Linked DNA regions of Homo sapiens: regions 1 and 3 are each linked to region 2. A link is a contact called in ENCODE Hi-C or POLR2A ChIA-PET data. All regions are on one chromosome and are shown on one strand. The core of a region is the stretch at or near the end of the contact, and the rest is flanking DNA. Distances in the headings are between cores, read along the strand shown. Region 1 has its middle 96 kb from the start of PHLDA1-AS1. Region 2 holds the start of BBS10 (Bardet-Biedl syndrome 10). Region 3 has its middle 71 kb from the start of PHLDA1-AS1.

Region 1 (4,333 bases), core at 415-2,914, 410 kb before region 2:
TGGCCATAGAATATACCTTTGTTCTTTGCTTATCCCGAACTCTAATTTAGTTCATCCTCCACTAATTTCCTACTTGGAGTCAACTGTTCACACTTATTCTCACTTCTTTTCAAAGTCCTCTTCTCTTTAACTAGCACTGTGGGCTTCTAGTCAGCTTCTCACCATGGTCCTTTCTACATTGTTGACACACTAAGTGGATGCCTCACCCATCTTCCAGCCCTGGAGTCATTGTTCAAAAGAGAAGCAGGATTTTCTGAGAGGTGGCTAAAGTTCAGGAGGCTGTCAAATTCCTGTGACACTAAAACCAGGAATATAGACTGATGATGGGAGATTAACACTTTCATAGCACCATCAGTTCCTATTTTCCTACAACCACATTCATTGCTATTTACCTATTTTTATCAGCCATTTTTGACCCTTCAGACCCAGAAAAGATTGGCAACTAAAATAAGCTATGCAAAAGAAAAATCCAAAGAATACTTTTTCCTCCTAAATTAGCAGACCCAACATATCTAAATATTAAACACCACCTAAAAACAAGGCAGTATTCAATAAAAATCTCTGCATTTCTTCCCACACTATCTACCCAGCAGGATGATACAAAAAATTATAAAGAAATAGAGTCCAAAATACAACGCTTGCATAAGTTTTAAAAGCATTGCTTGATATGCAAAGATACTAAAAAACAAAAGAAAAAATGTGCTATATTAAATGACAAGCAAAAACTTGATCGCTGTATGTTAATTATGTGTTATTCCAAAGAAATACAGGAAGAAAGGCTATAGCTGAAAGATCAAGAGTTGGCAGAATTGTTTATTGCTAAATTCTCTGTGAAGCAGCCTTATAAATGAGCCTTTCAGTAAATTCATTAACTAGCTGGTCTCAGTCTTAAACTGTCTGGCAAGGAATTGTGCTTATTGGCTAATAAGGCTAGCAACACCCTAAATGTGTTTGCTCATATACATTAATTCACTCAAAAAGTAATTAACGGGTCTAAAAGACTCAGTTCTGGGAGTCCTACTGACGTATGTGGTATAGCCATCCCATATTTTCCATGTTAACAAACTCTTTTCCATTGCATCTGGCTGAAGGCATCGCCTATCCTGGTGTTTATGACTCATGTAGTAGGGCCAAGACTGTTGCTCAAACAAGTTCTGATGGTTGAAACATTAGCCAGCAAGCCCCTTGGCCTCCCAGAAGCTCTAAGATGTCTTACTGTACCTCTTTCTCTGAATATCCTAAAATGCTGCTAACACTCGTCCCCCTGAACTATTATTGCTTTAACTGTATTTAAGGATGTTGCCTACAATTAGCTTTGAATATAGCAGTTTAGAGAGCAATATAAAAATGGTGTAAATGGTCAGTGAATGCATGAATGATCAATACATCAGAAAAGTGAAAAAAAAAAAAACTGGAACTGGTTAAAAGTTTTCAAAATAATTATTTCATAGGAACATTAATGAATACTTCATCTGGTCTCATGAAAAAGGAGTCAAGATCAAACAAAAGGAGTGTCTAATTATTAAACAACTATTTTTCTATGTTAGTGGAAACAAATCAAACTCTCAAACAATATGAAAACTATTTGTATACCTTTGGGAATATATATAAAAAAAATATGTGATGGATTCAGCTATGAAACAATGCTTTGTCTAACTGCCTGGTTACATGGTGCCTGAATAGAGGGTGAGGATGAGGAAAGAGATGACAAATCCACAGGAAATGATGAAAGAAATTCAGCCCAGGATTTGAAAATTACAATAAGTAATCTGCAATGCAGATAATCTACATAAAGAGTAAAGACAAATCACTGAAAACAGGCTGCATGCGGTGGCTCAAGCCTGTAATCCCAGCATTTTGGGAGGCCGAGGGGGGCAGATCACCTGAGGTCAGGAGTGCAAGACCAGCTTGGCCAACATGGAGTAACCCCATCTCTATTAAAATACAAAAATTAGCCGAGCATGATGATGGGTGCCTGTAATCCCAGCTACTCAGGAGGCTGAGACAGGAGAATCACTTGAACCCAGGAGATGGTAGCTGCAGTGAGCCGAGATCACACCACTGCACTCCAGCCTGGGGGGCTGAGCAAGACTCCATCTCAAAAAAAAAAAAAAAAAAAAAAAAAAAGAAAAGAAATTACTGAAAACAGCTAACTTCAAATTCAGCAAACTAAGTCAGATTCCGCTATGGCAAAGAGTTTGCCAAAAGTTATACTTTTGACCACAGTATTAGAATAGGAAGGAAGTAATACTGAAGACAAAATTCACTAAAATATTTTGGTTTCAGTTGGAACAAAAACATTCTCCTTTAAGGAACTGGTATTGTGGAGACTTGATGATATTCTAGGAAATGAAATGAGATAATGTTTTCGAAATAGCCCCACGATAATGTCAATGAGTAATTTCAGTTCTTATCACCATATGATGTGGTTAGTGAGCAGTACTGATACGGAGGGGAAAAAAAAGGTGTCAGAATGTTAAAAAAAAAAAAAAAAAAAAAAAGCCTCCCTCTCTCAGGAAAACAGCAATCAACAGCTACTGCTGCTGGACAAAAACCTAACACTTCTCAGTCATGGGGGAAAAATGTCTGAAAATGAGTTTCACTGTTTCTCAGCAAATGTTGGCTTAAATATCTTGGCTGTGCCCATCAGAATACCTATGCCCAGCTTCATAATCATAAAGAAAACAGGATTCCAGGTCATTTGTGCTACAAGAGACTCAAAAGGTCATTTGGCCCATGTCCAAATTGACACTAACTTTTCTCTATTACACAGCACACAAACTGCAGAGTCAGATCTATGGAACCAGGTCTTTCTCCTCTTCCTTGATCTATTTCTCTTCTTCTTTTAAAAATAACATAGATTGGCCAGGCATGGTGGCTCATGCCTGTAATCCCAGCACTTTGGGAGGCCAAGGCAGGTGGATCGCCTGAGGTCAGAAGTTCGACCCCAGTCTGGCCAACATAGTGAAACCCCATCTCTACTAAAAATACAAAAATTAGCGAGGCATGGTGGTGCATGCCTGTAATCCCAGCTACCGGGGGGCTGAGGCAGGAGTATTGCTTGAACCTGGGAGGAGGAGGTTGCAGTGAGCCGAGATCGTGCCACTGCACTCCAGCCTGCGCAATAGAGTGAGACTCTGTCTCAAATAAAAAAAAAATTAAAATAAAATAAAAATAACATAGATCAGGGTAGAAATATTGCTGAAGCTCAGTTGCAAATCTACGAAAGTACAAAAAGCTACCCACCTTGGTTCCATTTTCTCACCTCCCATTTACTTCTCACATAGTGTAACTGTCTCTGGGACACTTTTTATCCCTGCCTATTTCAGAGGTTTCAAATTTTCTTCAATGGTTCCTCTTGCCCCCAGGCCAGAGGTAGGGGCTCCCTTGGCTCAGCTTCTATAGCAACCTCCTCATACCTGTGTCACAGACAGTATTTATTATCTTGTTATTGTTGTTGCTTTAGAGACAGTCTCCGTTGCCCAGGCTGGGGTGCAGTGGTGTGATCATAGCTCACTGCTGACTCTAACTTCTGAGCTCAATTGATGCTTCTGCCTCAGCCTTCCCAGTAGTTGGGACTACAGGCATGCACCACTGCACCCAGCTAATTCTTTTATTTTTTGTAGAGATGGGGTCTCACTATGTTGCCCAGGCTGGTCTCGATCTCCTGGCCTCAAGCAATCCACTCGCCTCTGCCCCCCAAAGCTCTGGGATTATAGACATGAGCCAACACACCTGGCCTACTTTGTTTTTTAACCATCCTGTAATCTTCCTATCTCTTACCACACTCACAACACTGTGACTTCTTGGAAACAGTGATTTTGTCTTATTTATCTTTGTGAATGCCATTACACCCAGCCCATAGTGAAGATCAATAACTGTTTACTGAATAAATAAATAAATGTTACAAACTTTTGATCCTCTGAATGCTGGGAAAAAGGAGACAGCCAAAGTAACATGATGACACAGGATAATATATCTAGGCTATCTAAATATTTTTCAAGCAACAAAAGATCCCAATTTGGTGCTACACAATTTTTGCAATTAAAAAAAATCATGAAAGAAACTGCTAACTCTCAGACAGCAAATTATGCCCATTGCTTAAAATTCAATTAGCCTCTGCCTTTCCTCTTACTAGCCTCTCTGCCCCAAATGCCCCCTCTACAATTTATTCCCTGCCACCCATGTTCAAGGCTCAGCTCCTACATCAGTCCTCCACAGGACTTTCCTTGACCCCTTTGCAGATCCCAGTGTCCTTTATCATACCCTCCTCTGAGGTCTCACAGCATTTTATCTCTACCTCTCTTATTTGCCTCTTTACTGCTTGCATTTT
Region 2 (5,068 bases), core at 266-2,765:
ATTTCACACTGCGAAAAGGCCTGTGGTGGTACAAATGGAGAAAGACCAATGATCCTCCGGATAAGAGAAACTTCTTCTGATGATAAACACTCAACCACTGATATGCCATTCACCCCTGCATAATAACTAACTAAATCTGGTTGTTTCACACTAGATATGAGCAATTTTACATTCTGACTATGTAGATGTTTCATTATTGCTTTTGTCTTTTCCATAATCCAAAATTGAGATGTCTGAAACTGTGCTTCTGAATTTAGAATAAACTCTGATCCAGAAGTGGAAAAAAGAGGCTGAATGGTTTCTGTTACTATCACCATTCGCATGTCACCATCTGCTGGGCGGTACACAGAAAAATCTTTCTGAAGCACAAGACCAGCTATGATCCTGGAATCTGAAACAGGAAGGCCAGTGACACCAACATTCAACTCTACAAAATGGTCATCCACTAACTCAAATACACCAATCCCACTTTTACAAGTCATACACTTGAAAAAGTAGTCACACATCAACTGTGAAATAAATTTATGATTATTTCTTCCCACTCTTCCACAAAAGTATGCTTCTAAGAGCAACTCTAAAGAGCTCCTACACAATGTTCTCTCTTTAGCAGACGAAAAGATAGACAAAAAGTGTCTACTTAGGTACTGGTCCATAATACCGTCTAATATTTGTGTCTGAAACGTTAGGAGAGCCTGGGAAATAAATTTCCACCGAGAACAATTTTTCCAATGCCTTCCATGGGTTTGAATGTTTTCACACATCAAAGGATCCTTTTCTCTGTCTGTGATTGCATGAAGTCCTCTAAGCAAATGGCAAAGAAAGATAATAAATGTTTTTGCACCATCTCCTGTTTTTTTGAGATGACTGGAAACACAGTCCACTATCATCCTGTACAAAAAAGAAATAAAGCAACTCATTTTCAGAAGGCTGGCTTCCCACATCTTAAAACCATGTTTACACAGCCATAAGCATAAAATGAGAATATTGTTCCTTGGATACATCCTTAGTTTTTTCCTTTCTTGGAAAAAACTCTGCTCTATTCCAAGATTCCACCGTTGGGTGGAGTGGGGAGAAGTGGTCTTGAGAATTGGTAAGATTTGGGGTGCAGGAGTGTTCCCTTGGGCAGGGCTCTAATTCCGAGCATACAGCGGTTTCACCCGAGGTCAGTCTTTCTAAGTACGCATCGCCTCAGGATGGGACAAGAGCTCCACAGAGGCTGCCTGGGGTGCCCGGCTACGGGTTAGCGTGTGGGACGCGGGTACCTGGCTATGGGATGCTCTAAGTGTAGCGCCTCCAGGAGGCGGCCTCCATTCCGGCTGAGAAGCACCTCGCCAGTGGGCTTCGTACACAAAACTTGCCGTCCCTCGGGCCCCACGCAGCAGCTCACGATGGCTTCCAGCACCTCGGCCACCTGCAACGCCGCCTTCACAGACCCTGCAGCGGCCATAGAACTTAACATATCTGGGCCGCTTCCCCTTTTTGACCAGCTTGCAGAACACCCGGGCCGACCGAAAACAGGGGTGGGAACGGCCGGAAACGGAATAGGCGGGGAGAAAACCCGGAAGCCAGGAGTCGAAGCCGGGGTAGCACGGCTTCTTGGTTGGGCGAGAGGGCTGCCCTTCTGTCCGCCTGGTGGAAAAGCCCTGCAGCTTTGCCAGGTGGGGTGAGCTGGCCCGTTGTACGCGAAGGCAGAAAAAACAGACTAGGATTTCCAGCAGCTGTGCCTGGAGCGGCAACCCTAAGCCCCTCCCCGGCTCCCTAGGTGAATTCATCTCCCTCCAGTGGCGTCCGCTGCCCCCAAATCCCTTAGTCTCCCGAGAAACTTTCTTCCTAAGTCAACACGGTAGTGGGGCCTGCGTGAAGGAGAGGGCACCCCGGTTGGAACTCTGCTGGCTTTCATCCCCTGCCAGAAGCTGCTTTTTCCGGGGCAAAACCTCTGCCTTGGATTCACGCATGTTCCTGTCCACATTCCCCACGAGTTGCTCTCCTTACCATAACGGAAATAATTTGTAGATGCAGGACAGGTGAGGAGAGCCTGGCCACAGCCATGAATTGCAGGCTTTATGTCTGCTGCAGAGGCTTTACCACATTTCCTAGACTCAGGTATCACAATAAAACTCTAGACACCACAAATATATTAAGCAGAAATGATGCGAAGTCTCTATTTTTTGAGATGGACTCCCGCTCTGTCGCCCAGGCTGGAGTGCAGTGGCGCAATCTCGGCTGACTGCAACCTCCGCCTCCCGGGCTCAAGCGATTCCCGTGCCTCAGCCTCTCAAGTAGCTGGGATTACAGGCATACGCCACTGTGCCCCGCCAATATTTGTATTTTTAGTAGAGATGGGGATGTCACCATGTTGACCAGGCTGGTCTCGAACTCATGACCTGAATGATCCACCTGCCACGGCCTTTCAGAGTGTTGGGATTACAGGCATGAGCCGCTGTGCAGATTTAAATCCATTAATCACGTCGGTGATCAACAGTATGCTTTAAAACACATGGCCAAGGATTATTGTATATAACCCAAAGACAGAAAATACTGTCTCTTATAACATTTTTTTTGTTTTTTAAGAGATGAAGTTTCACTCTGCCGCCCAGGCTGGAGTGCAGTGGCGAGATCATAGCTTACTGCAGCTCCGCATTCCTGAGCTCGTGATCCTCCTGTCTTAGCCTTCAAGTCGCTTTGTGCCTCACTACGCCTGGTTATTTTCTCTTTTAGTAGAGACAGGGTCTCCCTGTGTTGCCCAGGCTGATCTTGAATTCCTGGCCTCAAGTGATCCTCCCAACTTGGCCTTCCAAAGTTTTAGGATTACAGGCATGAGCCACCTTGCCTGGCCTAAAACACAGGCACTTGAGAGCATGGGCTTTGGATTCAGACCTGGATTTGCTCTGTCATTTCCTTACCTGTGGCATTCACCAAGTAACCTCTTTGATCTCTGCTTTTCTCATCTTTAAAAACAATGGGCCTGCCGCAGTGGCTCATGGCTGTAATTCCAGGACTTTGGGAGGCCGAGGTGGGAGATCACAGGAGGCCGAGAGTTCAAGACCAGCATGGCCAACATAGCAAAATCCCGTCTCTACTAAAAATACAAAAATTAGCTGGGCATGGTGGTGCATGCTTGTAATCCCAGCTACTCTGGAGGCTGAGGTATGAGAATAATTTGAACTCGGGAAGGGAGGTTGCAGTGAGCCAAGATTGCACCACTGCACTCCAGCCTGGGCGACAGAGCGAGACCTTGTCTCAAAACAAAACAATCCCCGCCAAAAAAACCAGTGGAGATAACATATACAAAATAAAAATCTCAAGAGGTTTTGAGTAGGTGGAGAATGTTCACTAAACACTTTGCATAGTGCCTGGCATAGTTAGCACTCAACAGATATTTATATTACACCTGTTAGAGGAAAAGGGTCCCAATCCAGACCCCAAGAGAGGGTTCTTGGATCTCATGCAAGAAAGAATTCAGGACGAGTCCATAAAGTGAAAGCAAGTTTATTAAGAAAGAGGAATAAAAGAATGGTTACTCCATAGGCAAAGCAGCCCCAAGGGCTGCTGGTTGCCGATTTTTATGGTTATTTCTTGATGATATGCTAAACAAGGAGTGGATTATTTATGCCTCCCCTCTTTAGGCCATATAGGGTAACTTCCTGACATTGCCATGGCATTTGTAAACTGTCTTTGGTGCTGGTGGGAGTATAGCAGTGAGGACAACCAGAGGTCACTCTCGTGGCCATCTTGGTTTTGGTGGGTTTTGGCTGGCTTCTTTACTGCAACCTGTTTTATCAGCAAGGTCTTTATGACCTGTATCTTGTGCCAACCTCCTATCTCATCCTGTGACTTAGAATGCCTTAATCATCTGGGAATGCAGCCTAGATCTTAGCCTCATTTTACCCAGCTCCTATTCAAGATGGAGTTGCTCTGGTTCAGATGCCTCTGACGCACCCACCAAATTACTGGAGTTGCTCTGGTTCAGATGCCTCTGACGCACCCACCAAATTACTGTGGTAGGTCACCACTCTCCTGGTTTATTATTCCCACAAGTGATATTTTGTGAGATGCAGAAGATTCAACTAGCATAATGGCACAACATACATCATCTAGAGTCGAAGCATGCCAGTATTAGCAAGAAAATGATCTTGTAGATGTTTCACGAGGTTGGACAATGAGGGGCCGTTTTCCTTAATCCTTATTGCTATGAACAAGATAGGAGGAACCGGCAGGCCCTCCCATCTTTTTCTCCCCAATTAATAAAACCAAACCAAATGACAGCCAGAAGCAACTGGACCCTGAGCAGAGAGCAAGAATGGGAAGAAAGGAGGGTGGGGGAAAACCAGAGAGGAATGATGTCTCGGAACTCATCTGATGTTGACTCAGTATGGACTAATAGGTGATCTGAGGGGGGAAAAAAAAACCCTTTCATATGGATTTCGTATATGTTTAATAGTAGGGTTTTTTTGTGGTGCTACTCATAACAAAGGGGTTACATTACTCAATATAGATTCAAGCAGTGGATTATATTCCTGACATTTAGAAGTGAAGTGCTATTAGAGTTCTATTTAAGTGTACCACGGAGATACAGATTCAAACTTGTGCTTTTACTCTTAAAGTAAGAGTCGGCTACCACTCTTACTCCGCAGCTTTTGGAGACTTTCAACCTCTCTGAGCCTCAGCATCTTCATGTATAAAATCTGGCTAACGTCCACCTAAGGTTCTCATAGAGGATTCGAGAAGAATGAATATAAGGCACCAAGCAAAGCATACTTCAGGGATTCTCACTGTTGAATCCCTTTCAAGCCCTTTGCCATCCTTTGCAGCTATCCCTATCCCCACAAAAGGGGGGATTAAAACAAATTAGCAATAATTTAGTCATCATATTGTATTAAAAGTCACTTGATCACCGTTTGCTCTTTTTAAAAATTTTATTTAGAAGCCTACTTGTAGAAGTTAGCATAATTTTACAGATTATTAGAAAAATTCTTTTCTTTCTGCAAACAGTTATAATAGGTTAGGAATAATAGATTAGAAATGTACTACATTACAAAACAGTGGCCTATAACTATCTGTACATTTA
Region 3 (4,519 bases), core at 1,771-4,270, 390 kb before region 2:
GGTGGCTGACTGTCCTTTTATGAATTAATTGCTCATATGCCTTGTAAGTGTTCTGTATATAGTAAAGATATTAAACCTTTACATATATATACTTTGTAAAAAATGAACTTCTATAATTTACATACTATGCCCAATAGTTTTTGTCTGCCTTGCCGTATATGTCATTTAAATTATTCCTTTCTTCCCTCCTTGGCTGCATTTATGACTTTCCTAATAATATTTCTAAAAGACCACTATCATCTTGAAAGAGTACAGTACATAACCCATGACGCAGGGGAGAAACGGGTACAGCAGGCAACTCTGTTCAATTTGTATGGAAAAATGTCTTGCATTTTTTCACTTTTTTGACTTGAAATAATATTTTACATCATGATTCAATGTACCTCATGTAAGTATATATGTAAATATACATAGGTAAAGCATGTTAAGTAAATGTACATATCACATATAAGTATACAGGTATAAAATAAATAAAAGTTTTCTAAAACAGTACTATCATGTTTAAAAAAAAGTTTACATACTGTACTTTCTGTTGTCTTAGGATAGATGCATGAGAAGAAAGGATACTTTATAAGGTAAGAACTCAAAAGAGGCAGGTTTCAGTATGTTGTCCAGGCTGCAAGGCAGTCGCTCTTCACAGGTGTGATGCCAATACCGATCAGTGTGGGAGTTTTGCACTGCTCTGTTTCCAACCTCTGCCACTTCACCCCTCCTTAGGCAACCTGGTTGTCTCCTGCTTCTGGGAGGTCACTACATTGATGCTGAACTTAGTGCAGACACTCAATTGGCATCATGCACTACAGCCAAGAACTCCTGGACTCAAGCGATCCTCCCACTTCAGCCTCCTGAATAGCTGGGACTATAGATGCATGCTATCATGCCTGGTAGTACTATCCTTAATACCTGCCTTGTACACAGATATTTTTCCTTTTTTCGTAGGCTAGTTGATATCAAATTAAGTTGAGTTCATGAGCCATTAATAATACCCAACCCACAGTTGGAGAAACACCATAATAATTGAAGATGCTCTGGATCCAGGAAAGAAATATAAGTATAAGCATCCTTATGTTTTCAGAGTTTAATTAATTAAAAGAAGAGTTTCTGGAATTGGGCTGCTTAGTTCAAAATCTGGTTTATGAACCATGGGAACTTGGGCAGAGTTCTTCATCTCGCTGCCTGGTTTATTTAACTTTCAAACAGGGACAATATTAATTCCTACCTTATAGAAAAGTCATGAGAGTTAAATGAGATGGTATGTGTACAATACTTAAGAAGCATGTGAAAAGCATTCAAAAATGCTATGAGATACAAGTATTCCCATCTTTATGTTTTTGGAGTCTAATTAATTAACAGAAATCTGTATTATGTTACCTGAAATATGTATTATACATGTATCATCTCATTTAAACTCTCATGAATTTTCTATAAGGTAGGGATTAATACTGTCCCCATTTGACAGTTAAAGAAACTAGGCAGAGAGGTGAAGAAACCTGCCCAAGTTCCCATGGTTCATAAACCAGATTTTGAATTAAGCAGCCCAATTCCAGAAACTCTTCTTTTCAACTCCTCTGACCTTCCACTTGCTCTGCTGCAGCCCAATATGAGTCCAGGGGCACTAACCCCTAAGTGAGGAAGAAAACTGATTGCAAAATTTAGCACCAAAGCTATAGAAAGTTTTGAGGTTTCAATAAACCGTAAGGCAGTGGGACAGGAAAGAGATTAGAAAGCAGAGAGTGAGGGTGAATGAGGGTCCGCCATCAGAGTAGCCATAGGCTGTTTGCAAAGAACCTGTTCTTTTCTAAATCTTTCTGTTCCTGCCGAAGGAGGAGTAGGTAGAAGAAACATGAAGCTCAAATAAAACAAGTGCAGGAGGAATATTAGGTCATCGGGCCTGGTTTATCTGTCAGCATTAGGCAGATATCTGTAATGAAATTCCACTATAAACATATACATGCAGGCATTTGTCTATCTTATTTTTTAGATGCAAATCTGTATTGGAATGTATAAACAAGGGTGGGAGGGAAAGGGAGCTGAAGCCATTTTTTTGAGGCTAGGAACTGTAACAAAGGCTATCCCCAGGCAAAATTTAGCCTTTATGATGTTAATTGAGGCATACCTTCCTGCAGTCCAGGTTTTAGCAGAGTCCAGAGCCTTAAAGGAGAGTCTGCCAGAATTTGGGCTTTTATAGTCACTCACTCCAACCCTCTTTTTCTTTTCTTTAATGGCTTACTATTTGTGTTTAAGTTGAAAACTTAGCTTCTTCTACTGGAAGAAGATGATGGGTTTGGTTTTCTAATAAAAAGACTACTATCAAAGTGGCAGGAAGTCTTGTTCACGCAAGTCTTTAAAAACTGCTGCAGTAATTCAGGCCAGCATTTAGTAACATCACAACCAGGAAGTCCTTTTTTAGATCTAATCTACATCCATCTTGCTGCAATTTATAAATAAATGTTGGCTTCCCACCCCAGCCCTAGAGTGCTGAATGCCCAAGGAAAATTTAAAACAGTGACTGAGTGCATACCAAACAGAGCCATCAGCAGAGTTCATTCATTTGCATACAACACATTGTGATCCTCGGATAAAAGATGCTACATTTGTACAAAGCCTTGCTAATGTTTTTTACAAATTAGTCCCATAATTAAACCCCTGCAAATAGTAATTGCAAATACTTACTTCATTACTAAATAATTCCTATTCAGAAAAGAAAAATCCAGCTCATTTACTTATTTTATTGTTGGACAGATATATACAATAGATCTTTATCTGAAGACATAGGGCATTGAGCTCTTGCTGAGATAAATTAGGAACAATGCTGAGATAAATTAGGAACAATGCTTTCAAATCCTGTGCACCAGAAAAAAAAAATGTGCTTCAGCTTTGCAGGTGTTGGCTGGAGGTGGGAGTTTCATGGTTGCATATTAACTCTCTGACCTCCCCTCGATAGCCAGGTGACAGCTGCAGTGAGGTTTCTTTGAAGTGTGACATTCCTTCGGCACTTCAAAGGACCCAGGCCTCTGAGGCAGGTATGTTTGCTGGCCACACCTGGTACCTGCCAACCCCACTGTAGCAGCTGGTGGACAGGAAGCTCCTAGGAACTAGCCCAGGGTCTCTCTAATGAAGTACATCTGACTGATACTGTTCCAAAGTGGGAGAGAAAGGCCCTCACATCAGTGAAGAGCTTCAAGCTCTGTCGTTTTCTAAGGAAACAATGTCTCCTCCACCCAGGTCAGCACTTCATAGCCCGGAAAGCAGCAAGTATGGAATTTTGACTAGAAAGTGCCCTTTGTGAAAATCAAACTTTATTCACACAGGCAAGAGGTCTGAGCAGATTGCTAAAGAGAGACTTAGTTAAAAGTGAAATGTGAGCAGAATGCTAAGGCTGAAAACTATTGCTGGGAAAGGTAAATGTGAAAACACCCTAATAATTGAATCCAACATGCCAAAGGGAGCACTTTGAGGTCAGACCTAGAATAGGAAAATAACCCTGGCCTCGATCCAAGTTGGTTAAAAAGCACTTAGCACATACGATATACTCCACACCATTGCCAATCCCCCAAAACAACCACCTTTTGGTGCTTCTTCTGAGTAACAAGTTTTTGGGTTTTGTTTTGTTTTGTTTTGTTTTTTGAGATGCAGTCTTGTTCTGTCACCCAGGCTGGAGTGCAGTGGTATGATCTTGGCTCACTGCAACCTCTGCCTCCCAGGTTCAAGCGATTCTCCTGCCTCAGCCTCCCCAGACACTGGGACTACAGGTGCCCGCCACCACACCCAGCTAATTTTTGTATTTTTAGTAGAGTTGGGGTTTCACCATATTGGCCAGGCTGGTTTTGAACTCCTAAACTGGTGATTCACTCGCCTCAGCCTCCCAAAGTGCTGGGATTACAAGTGTGAGCCACCGCAACTGGCCCTGAGTAACAAGTCTTACTGAGTCCCTACAGTACATGACCTGGTGTCAGGAAGGTAAATAAAACGCAGTGCTTCTCATTTACCATCTGGTTGAGACTTTCAGCTGTAGACCTCCCTGTCAGGCATTTAGCCTCTAAAAACAGATGCCCTCAGGTCCAAATCAGAGCCCTTCCATTTGCTGTGAGTCCTTGGGCAAATGGACTTAATTTTTTTTTGTCTCAGTTCCACCCTCAGAGAATAGCAATGAGGATTAGAGAGAATGCATGTACAATGACTAGGACAGTGTCTGGAGCTCAACAACAGGTCAACAAATATGAGCTAATACTCTTACAGCTATTACAGGGAAGAAGATGATAAGGTGGGATGTGGCCTTGGAAAAACCACTGTCCCACCCAGCTTATGGATCACATTGACTGTCAATGAACTGTATCTGCACTCATAACTCACTTGTTTCTGGAGGAAGATAGGTCTTACACTAGCTGTTTATGTTCCACGGGAGAATGCTATGAACCTAGGAACCAGGTCTCTGGTGTTTTCTGTTTGTTTGTTTTTGTTTTTTTGGAAACAGCTTCTCACTTTGTTGCCCAGGCTGTAGTGTCATGGTGCAGTCTCA

Evidence for each region. A loop is a pair of places that touch in the nucleus more often than their neighbours do. ChIA-PET counts read pairs that join two places held with the same protein, here RNA polymerase II (POLR2A). Pooled maps may share reads with other maps.
Region 1: a map of heart left ventricle shows a loop between it and region 2 (4-fold over the local background). The contact joins the enhancer-like site here to the promoter of BBS10 in region 2. A Hi-C loop is called at or near these places in 1 of 168 maps with a recorded cell type or tissue (heart left ventricle), 12 of 37 single-sample maps with no recorded cell type and 12 of 50 pooled maps. POLR2A ChIA-PET finds 5 or more read pairs at or near these places in 2 of 52 experiments (Caco-2 and activated T-cell).
Region 3: a pooled map shows a loop between it and region 2 (2.3-fold over the local background). The contact joins the enhancer-like site here to the promoter of BBS10 in region 2. A Hi-C loop is called at or near these places in 2 of 37 single-sample maps with no recorded cell type and 11 of 50 pooled maps.

What each region holds. Positions count from the first base shown.
Region 1 is chr12:75,932,232-75,936,564 of GRCh38, forward strand. No RefSeq gene overlaps it. Among named protein-coding and RNA genes, the nearest start is that of PHLDA1-AS1, 96 kb to the right of the region's middle. Within about 2 kb of position 1,665, at least 5 of the 41 ENCODE cell types and tissues checked have a DNase peak (open chromatin) inside an H3K27ac peak, as active enhancers do.
Region 2 is chr12:76,346,900-76,351,967 of GRCh38, forward strand. BBS10 (Bardet-Biedl syndrome 10) reads right to left here and starts at 1,516. Exons shown (of 2, transcript NM_024685.4): 1 at 1,263-1,516; 2 at 1-888. The coding sequence starts at 1,459. OSBPL8 (oxysterol binding protein like 8) reads right to left here. Exons shown (of 24, transcript NM_020841.5): 24 at 4,898-5,068. RefSeq lists enhancers at 822-1,771, 1,772-2,721, 1,868-1,917.
Region 3 is chr12:75,957,245-75,961,763 of GRCh38, forward strand. It overlaps the pseudogene RN7SL734P. Among named protein-coding and RNA genes, the nearest start is that of PHLDA1-AS1, 71 kb to the right of the region's middle. RefSeq lists an enhancer at 238-1,183. Within about 2 kb of position 3,021, at least 6 of the 41 ENCODE cell types and tissues checked have a DNase peak (open chromatin) inside an H3K27ac peak, as active enhancers do.